Linked DNA regions of Homo sapiens: region 2 is linked to region 1. Evidence: chromatin loops called from intact Hi-C (ENCODE). Cell type or tissue: dorsolateral prefrontal cortex. All regions are shown on one strand.

What was found. Peaks named below come from ENCODE experiments on the same cell type or tissue, not always from the same donor. Only the 100,000 strongest peaks of a DNase experiment are listed, where the experiment ranks them.
Region 2: it touches region 1 in a loop (10-fold over the local background); 15 of 110 quality-filtered maps call a loop at or near these places.

Annotation. Positions count from the first base shown.
Region 1 is chr20:48,656,408-48,658,907 of GRCh38, reverse strand. It overlaps PREX1 (phosphatidylinositol-3,4,5-trisphosphate dependent Rac exchange factor 1), which reads left to right. Exons shown (of 40, transcript NM_020820.4): 17 at 680-772; 18 at 1,720-1,868. Among named protein-coding and RNA genes, the nearest start is that of PREX1, 170 kb to the left of the region's middle. In dorsolateral prefrontal cortex, CTCF peaks have their summits at 814, 1,015 (motif pointing left) and 1,851 (motif pointing left); DNase peaks (open chromatin) are centred at 987 and 1,987; H3K4me3 peaks cover 1,053 bases; H3K27ac peaks cover 2,500 bases.
Region 2 is chr20:48,727,113-48,729,612 of GRCh38, reverse strand. All of the region lies in intron 4 of PREX1 (phosphatidylinositol-3,4,5-trisphosphate dependent Rac exchange factor 1), which reads left to right. Among named protein-coding and RNA genes, the nearest start is that of PREX1, 100 kb to the left of the region's middle. In dorsolateral prefrontal cortex, no CTCF peak of the experiment used is centred here; DNase peaks (open chromatin) are centred at 1,002 and 1,358; H3K27ac peaks cover 2,500 bases.

The DNA of each region.
Region 1 (2,500 bases):
CCCTCAGGACCTTTGTACGTGCTGTGTCTGCTGCCTGGAGCATGTTCCTCCACTCTTTATGAAGTTTTGTTTTTCATTTCGTTCAGGCCTCAGCTCCGATAGCACCTTCTCTGCCCCCTTGCCGTGCCCTATCCCATTAAGTGCTTTAATTCCAACTACGTACACTCCCTGCATCACATCCTGTATTTCTTTTGTTTATTTGTTTATAGTTGGCCTCCCGCACTAAGCAGGGCTGGGCTTGTTTGTCTTGTTCTAGATGGTGTCTCCAGCACCCATGAGAACTGCCTGGCCCGTGTGATGGGCAGCATCTCAATCAATGTCTGTTGACTGAATGAGTGCCTTTCCCTGTATCCCCCGCACTGGGGAACCCCCAGACCTGTTTCTAGCATGCCTGCCATCCTGCCCTGGGGTGGGACCGCTCCTCCCTAAACTCCCTGACTCCACATTCTTGGTGGCTGGACACCTTTGGATCCGTGTGATTCGTTAAGCCAGTGGCAGGCACAGAGTGAGCACTGGCTCTGCCAGGTGCTGTTTGCGTTTTGCTCTGTCTCGCCCACCTGGATCTGGCCACTTCCCTACTAGACCTGGGACGAGGTCATGGTCCTGTGGGGGCCACGGTGGGGCTGGCCGTAGGCCCACCTCGCTCCCTGACCGGGTTCCTTCTGCCCTGGGCCCCCAGATCCTGCCCCAGGAGGAGGACTATGGCTTTGACATCGAGGAGAAGAACAAGGCTGTGGTGGTGAAGTCCGTCCAGAGGGGCTCGCTGGCTGAGGTGAGGCCCTCGGGGGAGCTGGCAGGGACCGTGTGCAGGTGGCAGAGCGGGGTGTCTCTCTTCACCCTCCTTGAGGCAGCCCAGCCCAGGAGATTCTGGAATGATCGCTGACTCCTCTTCTCTCATTGCTCACGTGGAGAAACTGAGTCCAGGACCCACTGTCTGCAGTGGCTACAGTAGCTGGGAGTGAGTGCAGAGTCCCGGGGCTGTGCTCCTGGTGTGTTCCACCACTGCCCTCTGCTGGACATTGTGGGGAGGTACAGGAAAAAAGCAGGTGTCTCAGTTTTCTGCAACCAGTCACAGTGGCTTGAATAAGATAAGCTCATTGCTGTCTGATGCAAAGCCTACAGGAGGATAGGTTAGGAGAGTGAGGGTGTGGCTGGCCGAGGATTCAGCCCTGGGGCCTTCCGGCTTTGCCTGGGGCGTGTGCAGGTGGGTGGGGGAGATGCACCTGCCGTGCTGGCTGGAGCCCAGCTTGCCCCTGTGGCAATTAGGAATGCTTTGGGCTGCAAGGAGCGACATACCCATGGCCGGAGCGGCTAGGTTGACCTTGCCAGTGATGTGAGCGGTTGGAAGGAGGCAGTTGTGAATCTTGGTTCGGGTCAGCAGGTCTTCATCTTTCTTCGCCAGGCCCTAACAGACATAAGATGGCCACCCCGGTGTGACCCTCGTGTCCCCACACAACAGGGTCAGGCCCCAGCAGAGTTTCCCCTCAGGAGGAATACCTTTCCCAGCTGCCCTCCCATGAGCTTCCCTTTGTGGCTCATGAGGCAGAACCAGGTCCCTTGTGCCCCTCAACTGCTTACCACAGACAGCACGCAGTCACCCAGTCCTGCTGGATCCCTTGGGCCAGCACCCTTCTGCTGAACACATTTGAGCTTCCTTGGTGAGGAGGGAAGGAGCTTAGTAACTGGTGTGCACGTCTGTCCTCTGCCGTCCCTACCCAGGTGGCTGGCCTGCAGGTGGGGAGGAAGATCTACTCCATCAATGAGGACCTGGTGTTCCTGCGGCCGTTTTCAGAGGTGGAGTCCATCCTCAACCAGTCCTTCTGCTCCCGCCGCCCTCTGCGCCTCCTGGTGGCCACGAAGGCCAAAGAGTGAGTGTCCCAGGGCGGGGTGTCCGGCAGCCCTCCCTCTCAGGCTGAGTGGTGGCTGAGGGCTGGGGTGGCATGAACTGTCCTGGTCCCCCGTGGCTGGGACCCATTGTTGGAGTCACACAACACAAGCTGGACCTTCATTAATTCGGCAGATGTTTACAGAGTGCCACTCTGTGCTTGGTGGCAGTTTGGGCCCTGGGAATCCAGCCACGTGGGGATGCATGCGGTTCCTGCCATTCATAGATCTCAGATCTAGTTGGGGGAGGAGGCAGGAGACAGACAATGTGCAGATACAGAAGTAAGACACTGAGCCTGTGCTGGTGAGCGTGGCACAGATAAGTTTCTATAAACCCGGGAAAGGGGCCAGAGTGTGCAGAGGGATGGCTGTCAGGGAGACGTCACTGCGAGTCGGGGTGAAGACCCGAAGCAGATGAGGGGGGAGTCAAGGGGATTTCTGGAGGAAGAGGGCTCCAGGCAGGGGAAGCAGCTAGGGCAGAGGCCCTGAAGTGGGACCGTGTCTGGCGCATTGGAAGAGCAGAAGGAAGCTGATGGGGCTGGAGCAGTGAGTGAGAGGGAGGGCTGGGTAGTGAGGTCTGTAGGGTAACGGGGTCCAGCCCTGGAGGCCCCTGGCA
Region 2 (2,500 bases), 71 kb before region 1:
GGTTTTGGGCCCAAGCAACTGGAAGAATGGAGTTGCATTTTCCCAAGAGGGTGCAGGCTAGGGTAGGAGAGGGAAATAAACATTCCCTTTTGGATGTGTGAGGCTTAAGATACCTGCAGTACATCCAGGTGGGGCATTGGGGGGGCAGCAGAGACTCTAGTCGGGAGTTTAGGGGCTAGAGAGATAAACCTGAGTGTTTTCAATATAAAGAAAGATGGTGTTTAAAGCCAAGTCAGGGCCAGGCACGGTGGCTCACACCTGTAATCCTAGCACTTTAGGAGGCCGAGGCAGGCAGATCACCTGAGGTCAGGAGTTCAAGACCAGCCTAGATGACATGGCAAAACCCTGTCTCTACTAAAAATACAAAAATTAGCTGGGCATGGTGGTGTGCACCTGTAATCCCAGCTACTCAGGAGACTGAGGCAGGAGAATCACTTGAACCTAGGAGGCAGAGGTTGCAGTGAGCCGAGATTGCACACTGCACTCCAGCCTGGGCGACAGAATGAGATTCTGTCCAGGAAAAAAAAGAAAAAAAAGCCGAGTCAGGGTGGGATCAGCCAGGGGGGCAGCATGGGCAGAAAGGGAGGACTCAGGATAGTCCAGGAACGTGCTGCCATTAGGAGGTTGGGAAGACCATGAGGTTGACGCCTCATCTAACTCACTTCTGTGAATTTTGAGCATTTAAGGACTTCTCAGAAGTTCTTCCCATAGTGCCTGAAATGTAGTGAGAATAGTGAATGCTAGCTCTGTGTGTGTTTGCCTGTTTTTTTTGTTTTTGTTTTTTTTTAAAAGAAAATAAAGTGAAACCACAATCTAGAGTGTTTGTGGGGAAGTGTCCTTGGTGGCTGTGAAAATCTTGTGAAAACTCCTTGATCCTGGACAAAGATGGGCCCTTCTCACGCCAAGCCCTGGGGGCTTCTAGAAAGCACTTCCCCACCCCCAGGCGCCCTGCACTCTGCCCAGAGCTGACATCACCAGGGCAGCCTGTGGCAAGTGCTGGCTCCTAGGACAAAGGCCTGAGTGTGAGCAGCGTGGGGCCCGGCATCTCCCAGCTGCCGCAGCCTCAATCCCCCATCTGTGCCAGGGGTAAACACTGGTGGGGGCCATTCAGCTCAGCTAGAGCTGGGACCTGGGGTCCCCAGAATTCTGCTTTTCCAGGCAGAGCTTATTGTGATCCCTAAGAGGCAGTGGAAGTAGCTCTGAGACTTGGGCCAGCTCTTCGTGCCACGATTTCCCCATGTGTGGTAGGGGACAGTGGTCCATGCTTATTTCCTTAGGCTTTCGGCATGAACTTTCTGTGTATGTGAAGCACAAGGCACAGCGTGTGGCATATGGTGGGCACATGGTATGTGTTCTTATGGTCTTATTTTCACTTGAATATAAGCAGGGAATTTGTTTTGTTGGGCAGCCCCCCAGTGCTTGGAACTGTGCACAGCACACAGCACACAGCACACAATGTGTATTTGTTGAATGAATGAATAAATGATAGGATGGGAATCCCTTTTCCCAAGAGTCTGGATTCATTTCCAGTTTGCCAGGGTGGTGTTGAGGAGGAATGGCTGGATGTGCTGGTGGGTGGTTCCTTCATTAGTTAGTTGGTTAGTTCATTCACTTACACATAATGGGCACATAGTGAGCCTGAGGGACCCAGGACTGTGAAGGGCATGGCAGGGAAACACAGCAGAACTCATGGTTCCTGCCAAACAAAAATGGATTCTTAAGTTGGAGCCTCTCTGAAGGAGAGGGTAGTGCCTGTAATGTGATTGAGAGCCACGTGGAACAAATGGCCACCTATGAAGGCTCTAGGAGGAAGAAGTCCTGGGAATTGAGAGCAGGTTGGGTGGCAGGGATGGCCTTGGTGCATGGGTGGGCTTGGGGTAAGGGCACATGGGCATCATGGTTTCAATCCCAGACTCGGTGTCAACCCGCCTGGCTCTAGGTCCCAGCTCTGTGACTCACTTTTCTGGGATGGTCTTGGAGTAAAAGACTAAACCTCTCACACCCCAGGGATCTAAGCTGTGAGATGAGAATAATCATAGTTTTCAGTTGATAGGGTGGTTGGTGGTTGGGAGCCCTAGAGGCCTGCTGGACACATGATTAGCTCTTGGTCAGTGTTTACGATGGATGATAGCAGTATTATTATTATTATTATTTTTATTGGGGAAGAGAATACATTCCAGAGAAGAGGCATGGAATGAGCCGAGAGAGGCAAGGGGGCTGCAGGGCGGAAGTATTGACATGGAGAACACTGGGTTGATTCATGTGGACAGGAGCTTAGGGCTGAGCGTGGGAGTTAGGGTAACGGTATTCCATTCCTAAGAGAGCTGTACTTTTTAACTCTGCAAGCCAAAATAGAGGTATGCATATGACAGAATCACGTACACTCCTCCCAGCTAAAGAACTAGGACATTTTCAGTAACAGTTGAAGGTTCTTGGTTCACTTTCCAACCCAAAACTCTCCCTCCACAGAGGGAACCCCCACTGGAATTGGGTGCATTCC